2 separate regions of the Mus musculus genome follow, and region 1 is linked to region 2. A link is a loop called in an ENCODE intact Hi-C map of the cell type or tissue named here. Cell type or tissue: left cerebral cortex. All regions are shown on one strand. Each heading gives the region's core, and the rest is flanking DNA. Links, peaks and the distances in the headings are about the cores only.

Region 1 (7,991 bases), core at 2,575-6,574, 49 kb before region 2:
GGTTTTTCCAGACAGGGTTTCTCTTTGTAAGTCCTGGCTGTCCTGGAACTTGCTTTGCAGAACTCACAGAACTCACAGGATCGAACTCACAGAGATCCTCCTGCCTCTGCTTCCTGCGTGCTGAGATAAAAGGAGTGCAACATCGTACCTGGTAGGGAGGTTGTTGGTTTTGTTTTCACATTTTTAGATGGAGTTTCACGTAGCTTAGGCTGGTTCTATAGTTGAGAATAATCTAGAATTTCTGATCCTACTGCCTCTAGTTCCTGAGTGCTGGGATTACAAATACATGATACCAAGCCTCTTTATGCGGTGATGGGATTGAACCCAGAGCCTCACACATGTCAGGCAAGTGCTCTGTCAACTGAGCTGCCTAGCCTGCTCCCCTGTGACAGTTTTATTAAGTAGCTGCTGCTGAAGGCCTCACCATAGGAAGTCACTGAGAAAATTTTGACACCAGTATGACCTTTTTTTCAACTGAATCACAGAGAGAAATATGGAAATTAAGTGAACCACAACACATCTTATTGGAGGGGAAGGATGTACCTGCAACTATTTCATTAGATCGATGGGAGGGGGGTGAGTCTTATGTAAGTAAAATTAAACAACTACTTTGGAGACAAAGATAAGAGGATGACAGTTAAGTGCAGTGGAAAATGGTACAAAGAAAGAAGGAGTTGAAAGAGATGAGAAACAGAACAACAAGCATATGACCAAACTCCCAGAAAAGCCGTGCAAAGAAGTGATTGGGAAGGGGGAGAGCAAGTCTCCCACAAACAGAAGGATTCCCTTCCTTCTCTCATGCTGGAAAAACTGACTTCGGGTGATTATTTTGGGGTTTAATGACATAGGGAAGGAAACAAAATTATGATCGTGTAATTTTTTTTAAAAGAGTAATATCAGCTTGTATTGTGGAATTAATAGGCCATTAATTCCAGCACTTGGGAGGCAGATGCAGGCAGATCTTTGTGGATTTGGACTAGCCTGGTCTACATAGTAAGTTTGGGGCCTCGGGTCTTTTTCGCCAATTATCACAGAAAGAATACAAGAAAAAGCCAACGTCCATGTAAACCTCTTCTTTGCTTTTCCTTCCCTCTGACGTCTGAAGGCCGAGAGTGTTTTATTTATCAAAGCTCGGGTAGAATATTAAAGCCATTTTGACCCATTTATTTTTTTCATGCTTATCAGAAGCAGGGTAGTGAGAAAGAGAAGAACATTGAATAGTAAACCTGTATTGAGCTCCGTCTGTGGTTCAGCTGTTTCATCTCTGGCAATCAGTTCACTGGGATGAGTAGTAGCATCCCTGTTTTATAGGTAAGAAATCCTGGTCTTAGATAAGCATAAATAAGCAGACACATTTGCTCTGTTCAGAGGCAAGTCAAGCAGGAAACCCACTCTTTGCCTCTTGATTTGCGTCTGTACTAAACAGTATTGTAAAACTCTTAAGTTCAGCTTATGCAGATTTAATTTTTTTAGGTTTTTTTTTTTTTTTGACAGGGTTTCTCTGTATAGTTCTTTAGTTCTTTTAAGAAATGCATCTCTCAGCTGGGCGGTGGTGGCACACTCCTTTAATCTCAGCAGTCAGGAGGCAGAGGTAGGCAGATCTCTTGATTTTGAGGCCAGCCTGGTCTATAGAATCAGTTTCAGGACACCCAGGGCTGCACAGAGAAACTCTGTCTGGAAAAACCAAAAAGAAAGCATCTCTTTCTAATATGCCCCACAGTAGAATAAAACACAGTCAGATGAATTGTGGTGTGGTTAAAGGCACAGACTCCCAGCTCTACTTACCAAATGCTTCCAGAACATTGCTTCTGACCTCATTGAGCTTATTCATGCTGAGCAGAGTTCGATTTCTGCAGGACGAACAGACCACATCACAGACAAATGTGTTACCCTGCCTTGCAGCATCTCCACTTGCATTTCCATTCCAAGAACACACTTTAGACACTACTAATGACATGGGGAACTCTGCTATGGAGGGAAGTCAGAACTTTACAGTGAAGCACCTGCCACCCTCTCTCCCAGGAACCTCTGCCCTTTACAGAATATTCATGAAGCCTTTTCTTGTAATCTCTGCCTGAATTTCAAAAGAGACTCTAAAACAGAAGGGCATTTAACAGAAAGAACCATTTTCATAATGCAAACACAGGAATTTAGCAGAAGAAAGGAAGCTTTGGCTTCTAAATAAAGGTGCTCTGTCTACAGTCAGATGCCATCTCATGGTCCCCAAGGAATCAGATCAGTTTCTTCAGTGAGGTAAATACGACTGAGCACATAGCCAGAGGAAAAAGAGAGCAGAAAAAGAATCAAAACAAATAACCCCCCAAAAATTAGGCTTACGGGAAACTTGCAGGAAACTCCACTTTGACTTGTGTTTAATGCAGAGAGAGGGGCCAGCATGAGAAATACCATTTGCACACATTTCCCTATGACTTACACACATGATGACCAGAAACAGAAGGTCAGTAGAAGACAAGTAGCATCATAACAGGTTATTTTAAATTTTTATCCTGACATTTGGAATTAGTTTTTTTTTTCCTTCTGGGTTTGTGGTGAAGCAATCAATTCACATTTATAAAGGTTTGAACATTTATAAAATGCAGACTGAAGGTCATGTGGAAATGAAAATTCAAGCATGCTTAGCCGTGACCTTTCTCTTTCAAATTTCTTGAAATATTATTTTGTTACCCATTGAATAATAATATCGGCTGTTGGGAACTCTGGCACACTTTCTCACAGGCTCAGAATTCTGTTTTAATGGTGTTGTTTCTGGAATCTTAGGGATGCTCTTTCTAATGTTAAACACGGTACAGCTAACCTTTCTCAAGAGTTTTCCATTGTTTTAAATAACTTCAGATTGCCTGATTTCCTTAGGTCTAATGTCCAGTTCTTTGTTGTTGTTTTGAGATAGTTTATTTATGTAGCCCTGTCTGTCTTAGATCTCATTCTATAGACTAGGCTGGCCTCAAACTCACAGAGATCCACCTGCCTCCACCTCCTGAGTGCAGAGATTAAAGGGACGCGCCACCACAGCTCAGCTTCAGCTCATTTTTGCCCTTCTCATCACCTGCTTATAAGATCTTGCTGTGGCCCGGCATGGTGGCGCACGCCTTTAATCCCAGCACTCGGGAGGCAGAGGCAGGCGGATTTCTGAGTTCGAGGCCAGTCTAGTCTACAAAGTGAGTTCCAGGACAGCCAGGGCTACACAGAGAAACCCTGTCTTGAAAAACCAAAAAAAAAAAAAAAAAAAAAAAAAAAAGATCTTGTTGTGTTTTCCTACCCTACCCTTCCTATTTCCTACTATTCAGAATTCAGAGCAAGGCTAGTAAAATGGCTTAGTGGGTACCACTCCTCGATCCTAAAGCCTGGAAACCTGAATTTGATCCCTGGAATCCCTGTAAAGGTGGATGAAAGTCAATTTCATGAACTCTGACCTCCACATCATCAACTCTGACCTCCATATGCTCATTGTGGCATATACCTCCTGTCATGTACTCCTGTACTCATACAAAGGTGATGATGGTGATGGTGATGATGATAAAATAACGAACCCTTTTTAAAATGAAAAAGAAGGCTGGGGAGATGGCTCAGCAGTTAAGAACACTTGCTGCTATTCCAGAGGACCCAAGTTCAGTTCTCAGCACCCACACCAGGCATACTATTTGTTAACTCTGCGCCTCTGGCCTCTCAGGGAACCCACACTTATTTTCACACATCTCACATGCAGATATACACACATACATATTGTTAAATTTATAAAAAATTTAAAGAATCCAGACATGGTAGTGCTTGCCTTTAATACTAACTCTTGGAAGCAGACAAAATTGGGCTTATGTGAGTTTGAGGCTAGCCTGGTCTATTTAGCCTTCAAGTTCCAGGGTGGCCAGGTCTATATAAGTAAAACTGTCAAAAAAAAAAAAAAAGTAAAAAATTCAATGGCAAGAATTACCCCTGTATTGTGTAGGATAAACTGTTGGGGATACCAGTATCCTTTAGCTCTACCATAGAAATGAATTATCCTTCTACATCAACTTATTGCATTTATGTACTTGGCGTATCTTGCTAATATTTATGCAGATTTCAGCATTTTCTCCTTTCATTACTTTTGGAATCAGGACCTCTATAGGTGTGAAAATACTGTTTCAAAAATTGTCATGATTTTATTTGTAAAATAACACACATTTCCTTAAAAATGATTTATTTTATTTCATGTGTATGAGTGTTGTGCTTGCATGTTTAGTGCCACACACCACAAGCATGTTTAGTGCCGTCAGAGGTCAGAAGAGGGCGTCAGATCGCCTGGAACTGGAGTTACAGGTGGTTGTGAACCACAATATGGGTGCTGGGAATGGAATCTGGGTCCTTGTAAGAGCAACAGGTGCTCTTCACTGCTGAGCCATCTCTCCAGCCCCATCATTCCCTAAATCTTAATGGAGTAATCCTTCTTAGATCTGTAGCGATAATCTACAGTTTCATAAATCTACCCCGCCTCCCTCCCAGACACGCTTTTTAATTCTCTTCCCGCTAAGTTCATCGACAGAGGTAGCACCTGGAAGCACTGAGCATCTTTGCATCCATAGCAACCAGACTTGAGCTTTCTCGGTCACTATGGTGCCGGCTCGGCCGAGGCCGCGTGGTCGCTATGGAAACTGGAGGCGGGTCGCAGGGTCCAAGCAGGCTGGGCGCATGCGCACGAGGCCGGTTCTCCGCTCCGAGCCTGAGCCCCTCACATTCCCCTCGACATGGCGCTGAGCCGGCGGCTGCGACTTCGACTGTACGCGCGGCTGCCTGACTTCTTCCTGCTGCTGCTCTTCAGGGGTGAGTTGACGCTTCAGTGCCGCTAGGAAGTGTGTGGTCTGTGCCGATGGGGACAGAGCGGCCCGGGCCGCGGTGGAATAGCGGTTTCGGCTCCCACGACTCCAGGTCCGGCCGAGAAGCTGAGGGGTGGCCTCTGCGGGAGCGTGGCGGGCGAGGCTCCGTGAGCGGTCGGGTCGGGTCCGGTCTCGGGCAGACCCGCGTGGATGCGGCTGGTCCCGTACAGGGACACGGCCCTCTAGAAGGACCGTGGCAGATGCCTCACGGGCTCTAAAACTTGCTGGAGGAAACACCCCATCAGCAAGCAGTGTGGTACCCAGAAGTCGTGGAGGACAAGCGGCTTGGGAAGCTCCAGAGGCCTGTCCTCCCAGGAGCTGCTAGGGTCAACAAAGAAGCTGAACTGGGCAAGGCCAGCCAGCCTTGTGCGGAGATGGGGACTGCACAGGGATGAGCATCTTTGTTGCAGCGTGGTGGAGGAGACCCTGACTCCCAAATAGCATCTGGATCATTTGATCCCGACACACTGCTAAACTTGAAAGTTTTGCTCATTTCTTTCCAGTGGAATTCCTGGGAGACAGTATCTCCCTGGTCGGTTGGGCGAAAAGCACTGTAAAGTTTACTTTGCAGTTACTTTCCATAAATACCACAGGGCACTTCGAAGCTATTATCTCAGTCCTTAAAACAGCTCAGTGAAGTGGGTTTGTGAACCCATTTTTAGAGGCGAATATTAGTCTTCTTTAAAAAAATTTTTTTCATTAAGAACTGACGGCCAAACAAGTAGTGGCAAACTTAAGGTTTCATAAGGCACCACTCCTTCTTCAGAAGGTAACCCAACCCGGACCACTCCTCAACCCTTGGTTTGTTCCTTGGCTTTGCTGACGCCTACGATGTTCTCCAGAGTATACAAATTAATACACCAAAGCACTGTTGGGAGTGGGGGGTGGTCAGGCAAGAAGACAAAGCGCTTTTGTGTTTGACGCTTATTCTAGTGGGGTGCTCAGGGTGGTGGTAGAAAACAGGGGCTCTGGTGCAGAAGTGTTGGAAACAGGCTTCTGTAGCAAGGATGAGGCTTAGCATACATTTTTTTTTTTACCATATATTTTGCTTGATTTTAAATTTTAAAGCCAAATGCAGTTGGGAGATAGAGCTGACCCGAGGCTAGCCAGGGGACAGGAGTGTCAGCAATGTCCAACTCCCACTGTGCTGGTGCCACTGGCACGTACTATTCACAGACTAGAACAACTCCCTATTGTTGGAGAGATTCCCTCACATGAAATTCTGCAGTTTTTATTGGAGAAAATATTTTGCAGTTGACTTGAGGGATGAATTTCTTCATGATGATTTGTTAGTAGAAGTAGAGACGGCTAAGGGCTCCATAGACTCTTGTCTCAGATGCTGCCCCTCAGGCGGGGTTTAAGTTGGTGGGTTTCTTGGTATTGAGGGATGGGATTTACTTCCATTCCATAGGAATTACAGTAGATATTTGTAATCTAGGATTGAAGGCAAGATGAGGTGCCAGCTGTAGCTAGCTTGCTTGCTTTCTTTCTTTCTTTCTTTTTTTTTTTTTTCCCCGAGACAGGGTTTTTCTGTGTAGTCCTGGCTGTCCTGGAACTCACTCTGTAGACCAGGCTGGCCTTGAACTCAGAGATCTGCCTGCTTCTGCCTCCCAAGTGCTGGGATTAAAGGCGTGCGCTAGCACTGCCCGGCTGTAGCTTTCTTGTTAAAGGAAGGAATTTCCTATTATATAGTTTTTACCTTACGTCTACCTTAAAGCTGGAGAGGTACTCAGTGAATACAAAGGAGTACTGTGGCAGAGGACCCAAGTTCTGTTCACAGCACCAACTTGATGGCTCAACCAGCACACAGCTTGAGCCTCGGGGTATCTGACACACTTCTCTGAGCTCTGTGGGCGCTCAAATTCATACATGCATGTGGGCCCTTCACACAGAAGTAAATGTAAAATTAGCCTTTAAAGACGTGTCATCTTCATAGGGGACAGCTGTGCCTTCTTAATTTTTAGGATTACACTTTTCACTTGGTATCTCTGTGTACCATTTTCATTTAAAAATGCTAGCTCCTGCCTTCCTGCCTGCTGTGACTCATGTTTGTAACCCCAGTGCTCTGCAGGCTGAGGCAGGAGGATCACTGAGCTCCAAGGCATTCCGGGATCCACAGTGAGTTCCAGGTTACCCTGGGGTAGCATGAGACAGCAAAAACTTACAAATTCTAATTTGTATGTGGTGACACATGCCTATAATCCCAGGCCTTGAGGGGCAGAGAGAGGCAGGGGGATCACTGCCAGTTCTTCAAGTCCAGCCTAGGCTACATGGCAAATTCAAGGCATGCCAGGGCTACCCAGAGACCATATTCCAAAAATTAAAAAAGATAATTCCTAACATAGTAAACATTCCATGTGATTGCCCTTCCTGGGCTGTATTATGAGACCTTAGTGTGAATTATTTCATTTAATTTTGATAACTTAAGACTGTGTTATTATTTTTCCTGACTTGTGTATGAAGAAACCAGCATGCAGAGGTCAGGCTCTGGAGGCGGTACCTCAGGCACGGAAAACCTGGAAGTCTCTAGTCTGTGGCAGCTCAGTCTTTGGCTACTTGTTTATTGTGTCTGACAGTGGACATTCTTATTATGGATCAGTTTAGTAAAATGATCACACATTCAAAGACATACTGTTTGTATGTGTATAATATTCCTTTGTGAGGTGGATGGCTGGTCCGATTCAGCCTTACAGATGTTAGGCCGCGTCCCCTTTTTGAGTGATTATGTAGCAAGTCAGTAACTTTCCAGAACTTTCGGTGTACCAGAGAACAGACTTTATTTAGAACCAGAACAACAGTTTGCAGTCTTGAAGACAGTTTCTTCTGTTTACTTAGACTCCTGAGACATGTTTTATAATGTCCTACATTGATTGATTGCTTGATTGAACTCAGGGCCTTGAACATATAGCTCCTGCCTTTTTATGGCATTTTATTTCCTTTTGATCACTTGATTGTCACAGTCATTTTCAGGGTTGTATGTGCCCTTTAAGAAAAACAGAGGACAGCTGATCCCAAAACATGAAATACTTGGAAGGAACCACTGCTCATCTTCAAATGACTTGTTTATGGTCAGGCTACAGGCTGAGGAGACTGAGTGGATAGTTGGTAGGGATCTTAGTCATT
Region 2 (7,991 bases), core at 1,547-5,546:
ATGGCTTAAGTCTGGGCTTGCCGCAGTATTTTATGTTATTGGCTGGTCTGGCTTGAGGCTGTAGAAGCATTTTATAGCCAGTCACTCTGGGGTGGTAGGAGGAGGCATGAGTGTCCCAGGCTGGGCAACAGACTGTTTCTGAGTGTAACTACAGATGGGGGCCTGGCTCCACTGAACGAGTTGCTGCTCAAGGCTTCCTGGGTAACACCTCGTGTTAAAACCTCCAGGCATGTTTGGCAAGTCATTCCACGCGTGAGCGTGAGGGCTTGGACAGTGGTCCTTGCCTTCACTTAGTTAGTTAGCATGGTGGCTTCACTGTGGTGTTTTCATCTGTGCACGCCAGTAGATTTGGCTCACACTTGTCCCTCCTTCTGCCTCTGCCCACCTCCCTGTCCACCCCCCAGCAATTCATAAACATCCCTTTCTGAGTCTGGCTTAGGGAAATGGTATTTTAAGCAAGTGAAGGATTGGCGTATTGCTTGCCTGCCATCCTGGCCCCAGACCCTGGCAGTCTCTAGGTCTCTCAACACTGAGGAGGAAACTGCAGTTCTTTTCACAGGTGCCTCAATTGTTCCCGGTAAGGAAAGGGAAGGGGAAGTGGAGAACACAGCAGCTCTGGGTGCTGGCCACGAGGAAGGCCACGTGAACGTCAGAGCGACAGCGCTTCCTCTTGTGCCTTATCATCCTTGCCTGGTCCCTGCCCTCCCCCTTAGCTCAGTTCCATGTCGTGAGCGGGAGGGAGAGCTGTTGGGTTGCTGAGGACTGTGCCAACTGCACATCACATCAAGTCCTTTTTAAAGCCACTTCCCTTGCAAACTTGTCTGAAAAGGGACTTTTGTAGAACAATGGGCTATCAATTTAGACTTCAGGGTCTGATTCATGTCTTTCTTTTAGTATAAAATCTCCATTATGTGGATCTGTTGCTGTCTCTTTTATTTCTGGGTAGATTTTTAGCATTGTTTTCTATAAGAAAATTAATAAAATAAATCATGAAGTAGGAATGATAAGTCCAAACTCCTGGGCTCGATTCTTGCCTGTGCTTGTTGCCAGTAGGCTCTGTCCCCTGCCTGGGAAGTGCATGCAGTAGTCTTTACTTGGAGAATATGGGAGGCTGAGTCAGTGCTGAGAATGTTGTTAGTCCCAGTGATGCTCAGAGGTGCAGTTCATTAGAATCCCAGCAGCACGGTGTGCCTCCTTGCCCTGCTCCATCGCCTGTCAAAGTACTGAGGGGTACAGGCTTTGCTGGGTCTTTTCTCTACCATAAGCATCACTTTGCAGGTAGGATAATTCCTTTAGCAGAATAGTCAGCTGATCTACAAGAAGCAAACCTTTGTAGTTTGTAGTTGGTGCCTGTCAAAATCATGCTGTCTGTAAGTTTAGGTCACATTTCTGGTCTGCTCTGCACACTCCTGACTGGCTGCTCATATGTGACATCTTACACTCTTTAACTGGTGGATTTTCATGTGACATTCCTTATCCTGACTACTGTTGCTTTCCCAGGGAAAGCACAAATTTGCCTTATGGGTATAAGATCCAGAAGGGTGGGGTGCTGGTAATTCTTGGAGCTAGCTTCTTAACCAGCGGATATGAACACTTGGAAATGACCTGAGGAACTCTGACCCTTCGTTTGCTTTGATGAGATATGCGGATGTCAACTTTTCTCTGCTTGCTCTCATTGTGCTACAAATAACCTGTGGTGGTGCATTGTAGGATGTCCTTGTGTGGGGACCATTTTAGCCTTTGGGAAGTAAGTAGCCAGATCACAGATAAGGGGTTTCCAGGTGTTTATTATCTCCTCCTAACTCTTGCTTTCGAGACAAGGTCTCACTTAGTAGCCCTAAATGGCCCTGAACTTACTATGTATCATAGTCTGGCCTCAAACTGAGTCACAGGCTTGCGCCACCACTCCTAGCCCCTCGCTTCTTTCTTTTTATTTATTATTTTAAAAATATTTTATTTTTGAAAACTCCATGCATTTATATAATGTTTTGATTGCGTCTCCACCTCCTCCCAATACCCCATCCCCTCCTACACTCTCCTTTGCAGCTTCTTGTCTTCCCTGTTGTTGTTGTTGTTGTTAATAACTAGTTACATTAGTGCTCTTCATATGCACATGAGTGACTGTGTGGACATCCAGTGTAATATGAGCAACCGATCAGCATCTGCATAGAAAGTTTGACTCTTTTTCGCTTAGAAGACTTCAGTTGCCATTACTTCCTCTGAAAGAAGTGGGGCCTTCCTTAGGCCCTCGCTCAGCCACATAGGCATTTGTTGACTGGCTTGATCTTGTGCTGGTTACCGGCACAATAGCAACCACGAACGCCGTGAGTCGATGAATGCAACAGCTACGGCACGTCCAGAAGTGAGCATTTCACATCTCTCCTCTCCATCCCGTTTGTTGTGTTCTTTCCGTCTTGTTTTGCAAAGTTCCCTGAGCTCTGGCTGGTGGGAAGTTGCAATGGATGATGCTTGCATAGCTGAGCACGGTTCATTCATTATACCTCGGAGCAGTTATGAGTCTGGGCTAACTGTGCACTTGGAAAGGAAGCTTCCCTGTCCAAGGTGGAGAGAAGCGCAGGTCTGTGCACAAAACCATCAATCTTCAGAAAGCAGTTTGACAGCAAAGCAACAGCTAGAGGATCCCCAAGCCAGAAGCTTTTGACCAACTTCCTAGTACCAGACATGAAATACTTCCCGTGGATTAGGGTTGCTCGCTAACAGTCACACCACTATTGCACCAGTGGCCATGCATTGCCAGCAGGTCAATATTGTAGCATGCAGTGTCCAGCACTGGGTCAGGCCATTGATGTCTTCTCTCTTTAGCAGCCTACACAGCACCTTCTGGCAACAGTGTAAGCTAGTTTCCTGGTCAGTTTGAGTTGATTTCTCGATATCCTGCATCTAAAGCCAATAGTATCTTTATCAATTTGGACTTACGTCAGGTTAGTGGACAACCAAGAGCAGTGGCAGTGGCCTGTCCTGGTTTTAGAGCCTCTGAGGCCTTTATGACCAACAACTCACAGGGACGTCTGCGTTAGATTGCAGTGGCAAGTGTGGGGGCGTGTTTTCTTGATTAATGATTGATGTGGGAGGGCCCAGCCTATTGTGGGTGGTGCCAGGTGGTCCTGAGGAAGCAGGCTGAGGAAGCCATGAGGAAGAAGCCGGTAAATATCATTCTTCCATGGCTTCTGCTTCTGGTCCTGCCTGAGGTTCCTGCCTTGACTTCCCTCAGTGATGGAGTGTGAAGAGTTGTAAGATAATATCAATCCTTTCTTCCCAAGTTGCTTTTAGTCATGGTGCATTATCAGCAATAGAAACCCAACCTAAGACACTAAGTGCCATTTAAAAATAAAATATAGGCTAGAGAGATAATTTGGTCAATAGGACGCTTGCCTTGAAAGCATTGAAGACCTTAGTTAGGTCTCTAGAGTTGTGTCAGATGGCAGGTATGGTGGCACACATCAGTCATCCAGTGCCGGTAGATCATTGAGGGTCACTGGCCAGACATTCAATCCTAATCCGGGATTCCAGACCGTGAGAGACCCTGTCTCAAACAACATGCCTGTGAAGCCTACCCAGGGTAGCTGTAGCAGAGAGGCTACACCGGGGCCCATTAGGATACACACAACAGTCACTCTGTTCAAAGCTTGCTGGGTCTTAGTTAGTGCTGTTCTTTGCTGCCATGAGTATTAATAATGGGTGTTTTTTTTTACTTTCAAAGCTCTTCCCTTAAGTTCTTCTAGAATATGAGAAACAAAGGAAATATCAACTATTGTTTACCCTGTGTTTTGTGATGGACATCCACGTTTACATGGAAGGAAAAGTTGTGGCCTCCACCCAGAGTTTCTTGCTGTTATGGGGCTGTCTGATTTTACTTTTTTTTTTTTTTTTTTTCCCTTTAGGCTGCATGATAGAGGCAGTGAATCTCAAATCCAGCAACCGAAACCCAGTGGTACATGAATTTGAAAGTAAGTACAGGAAACATGGAGAGGGATGGGGCCCCCTAGTGGACACTAGGTAGCTCTGCAGCCAACCCAGCACCTGTTCTATTGTGTTTATTGTATTGATATATTTATATATTTGTTTGTTTGAGATAGGATCTCACTGTGTAGCTCTGGCTGACATGGAATTCACTATAGAGACAAGGCTGGCCTGGAACTCACAGAGGTCTGTCTGTCTGTCTCTGCCTTCCAAGTGCTGGGATTAAAAGTGTGCACCACCACACCCTGTCTATTATCATCTAAAAAATATTTATTTGTGACTGTGAGCCTATGTACACAGGAGGATACTGCAGAGGTCAGAAGAGGGCCCCAGGTCTCTAGGAGATGGAGTATAGATAGTTGTGTGCTGGAAATTGAACTGCTAGCTGCAAGAGCAGTCAGTGCTCTTAGCCACTGAGCCGGCCCTCCAGCCCCTACTTCCCTGTATGGACTAGCCAAGAATGTTCAGGATGGCTGTTGTGTTGGGTAGACTAGCAACACACTCTGCAGGTTACATTGGCTGTCATCTGTTTCCTGCCTATCCTTGTATCTATACAACAAAGAAAGCTCATATAATAGATGCAGGTGTCTAAGGGAAGGTGTGCTCTCTGTAGTGAAATCCTTACTAATGTTTTCATTGGTTTTTCTGGCAGAAACTCATCTTGGAAAGTTTAAGCTTATAAGTTTAAGCTTATCTTTCTCTCATTGCTCTCCAGGTGTGGAATTGTCTTGCATCATTACGGACTCACAGACAAGTGACCCTAGGATTGAATGGAAGAAAATCCAAGATGGCCAAACCACATATGTGTATTTTGACAACAAGATTCAAGGTATGAGCCCACTGTCCTCTGCACTATTCCTATTTTGTCTGCAGGTTGTGGAATTTATTTACAGTAACATTTCCCCAGACTGCTAGCCTGTTCCTGTGGCTAGGACTGCTCTGACTTTCTGAGTTTATTGTTGGAGAAAATTTCAATTTTAGTATTGATATTTTGAGCCTGCCTGTACCTCTACAATGCAACTTCAACAAATCCCAGCTCCTTAGTAAGGACTTGGATCTCTGTACATATTGCTTGAGAAATCACAGCAAACCATTTCTTTAGCCATGTTGTTCTGGCCTACGACAGACATACTGTGAGGGGTGCCCAAAGGGATTATCACAGCAGTATCACACAGGATTGAGCTCCACTGTGTCCAGGGTCAGGCCTGGGGCCTCCCTACTCTGACCTGAAGCAGGACAGTATCTGGGGGCAGTAGTAACATAAGCTACCATAGGATGGCGAGGAGGACGAGGAGGGGACTGAGAGCCAGGCGTCAGGACGTAGGCTGCAGAGTGCTCAGGCAGTCTACAAGATAGCAAGCGCTGCATGGTGAGAGATGTAATGGCAGGAAAGAATGCTACATATGGACACATATGTGAGAGCTCAGCTTCTGAGAAGAGCTGTCACCAGAACCTGGCTGAGAGGGCGATGAGGAAGACGGGAAGTGCACGGGGTGTCTGGACAGCAGACACTACCCATCAGAGGTGCTAGGAGAAGCAACAGAGACTGGAGGTGATCACAGCTCCGAGCAGGGCCAGATCACATTGCCTTTGCAGAGTCTGGTGGGAGGGGTTGCTCACAATGGCTGAGCTGAGGTAGCGCCACTGGAAATGCAAGGGGAGAATTGCAAGGAGGACCAGCTGTGCTGAGGGATGGCAGGCGGAGTCGGATGTTACTTTCCATCTGGCAGCAAGGGAAGGCGAAAGAGGAGGTCCTGTGCAGGTACGTTCAGTTTTAGTGAAGTCGTGGGTATTGTGATCTGAGTTCTACAGGTTCCAGGAGTTGTTGCTCTTAAAAATAGTTTGTTGGCTTCAGCTGTAGCTCGGTGGTACAGTGCTTACCTAGCTAGCATTCATGAAACTCTGAATTCAGTTCCTAGGATTGAGGGGGTAAAACAAGGTCAAACCCCAACAACTTGCAAGGGCTGTATGTGTAGCTCAGTGGTAGCACCCTCTAGAGCTCCCAGCTGCAGGGAATCTGACACCCCCTGGCCTTCACAGGCCATGAACGCATGCGTGTGCTGTGTAGATAAAACGCTCCATACCAAGACTATAAATAAGGAAGTCTTTTAAAAAAGACTCACTTATTAAAACTATAAAAACCTAATGATTTTTTGGAGGGGAGGCTGAGGCTAGAGGGATGATGGAGTTAAGAGTGTCCTCTTGCAGAGGACTGAGCTCAGTTCCTCGTACCCACTCTAGCAGCCTGTAACTCCAGCTCCTCCATAGGCTGCAGGAGCTGGGCTCACACCCGCACTCAACTCATATAATAACAAACAGTAAAAATACATCTTTAAGAAAACTCTCATTTCCCTAGTGCTGGGGGTGGGTTTGGATGGGGTGGGCAGAGTGATAGACCACTGATCTGGTACGTATGAGGCCCTGAATTATCACTCACATCACTAACAATTACAACTTTCTCTTTGTAGACATCAGAGGTATTACTCTTAGCCATAGGAATGGTTACCATAAAGGACATGAACCAGAGAAGCAGGAGGGTGGAGGCGGGACTGGTACTGTGCCCAAGACATCTCCTGTTACTCCTCTTGTTACCCCTGTCACACTTGTTACTCCTGTCCCTCTTGAAGTGTAAAAGTTGGCTTTTATACTCACATAGAAATGGACCACCCTGTCAATCACAGAACGTTCCCGTAGCCCATGCCATGCAGAGTCAGGGCCCTCCCCTCCCCTCTTAGCAGCCCTTACCTACACACCTCTTAGGCTTTGCGTTTTCGGGAGACGTCATGTAAGGCTTCTTTCACTTAGCACAGGGCTTAGTTGTTCCCTTCTGTGGCGGGGTCCCTGGTCACTGTGTGGGCGCCATGCTGCTTTGAGCACGCATCAGGTGATGTTCAGATGCTGAGTTTACACTGGCTGTCATCAGTATTCTGCACTCATCTCTGTGTGAAGACCAAGTACACAACTACTGGGCCACATGGTGGCTACATGGTGAGTTTTTGAGACGGCTTTCCAAAGGAGCGTCACCATATATATATATTTATATATATATATATTTTTTTTTAAATTTTGTGTCTTTTGCCTGCATATGTCTGTGCACTGTATCTGCATGCTGAGTGTGCAGAGGTCAGAAGAGGGCATTGGCTCCCATGGAATTGGAGTTATGTATGGTTGTGAACCCACATAGGTTGCTGGGAACCAAACCTGGATCCTCTAAAAGCAGTAATTGACTTAATCACTGAGCAAGCCATGTGCCCAGCCCTGGCTTCTCCATTTACACTCACGCTTCGGTGCTTCCACCATAGTCACACACACACTTGTGATCATTTGACCTTTATTTTAATAGTCTTAGAGGGTATAAGGTATCCAAGTGGAGTTTCATCTCTCCATGTGCAAAGTGGGCAGTGTCTTGGGAGAAACCTGATCAACTGTTAGGTGCATTTCCACTGAGTTGTAGAGTCATACATTGCAGAGGCAAGTCCTTTTTCTGACGTGGCTTGCAGAGTCGTCCGTACCCCTGGTACAGACGGTGTAGATTGCTTTCTCGGCTGCTTACTTCCTTTAAAGCAGAGCCGCTGTTGACTTGATGGAATGTAGTATAACCCCCAGTTTTTGTGCTTGTGTCTTTGTTGTCGTATCTAAGGAACCATCACCGAAGCCACGGTCATGAAGATTATGCCTTCTGAGATGGCTCAGTGGATAGGGCACTGGCTGCTCTTGCAGAGGACCTGGGTTTGATTCCACAGACATCAGGCATATATCTGCTGTACAGACATACATGCAGGCAAAACACTCATCCATATAAAGGAAACAAATCTAAAAACTTTTGCTAATATTGCCCAGGCTGGCCTCCAGTTAACTGTGTTGCCTAGGCTAACCTCAAACTCCATTCCTATAAACTTATAGTGTTGCAAATAAATGCCCAGCTCTTGTTCAACTCTAGTGGGTATTTGTTGACTAGGGAGGCAGCCAGGGGTCAGCTTTCTTCTTTTTCATGTGGATAGCCACAACAT

What was found. Hi-C counts contacts between places; a loop is a spot of excess contacts. Peaks named below come from ENCODE experiments on the same cell type or tissue, not always from the same donor. Only the 100,000 strongest peaks of a DNase experiment are listed, where the experiment ranks them.
Region 1: a loop joins it to region 2, with 2.6 times the contacts of the local background. A loop is called at or near these places in 6 of 42 quality-filtered maps.

The regions. Positions count from the first base shown.
Region 1 is chr9:27,152,115-27,160,105 of GRCm38, reverse strand. Jam3 (junction adhesion molecule 3) reads left to right here and starts at 4,685. Exons shown (of 9, transcript NM_023277.4): 1 at 4,685-4,815. The coding sequence starts at 4,740. In left cerebral cortex, for the core only: a CTCF peak has its summit at 4,823; DNase peaks (open chromatin) are centred at 4,655 and 5,815; H3K4me3 peaks cover 2,168 bases; H3K27ac peaks cover 1,882 bases.
Region 2 is chr9:27,102,326-27,110,316 of GRCm38, reverse strand. Jam3 (junction adhesion molecule 3) reads left to right here. Exons shown (of 9, transcript NM_023277.4): 2 at 3,903-3,968; 3 at 4,697-4,810. Among named protein-coding and RNA genes, the nearest start is that of Jam3, 49 kb to the left of the region's middle. In left cerebral cortex, for the core only: a CTCF peak has its summit at 4,014 (motif pointing left); a DNase peak (open chromatin) is centred at 3,994; H3K27ac peaks cover 924 bases.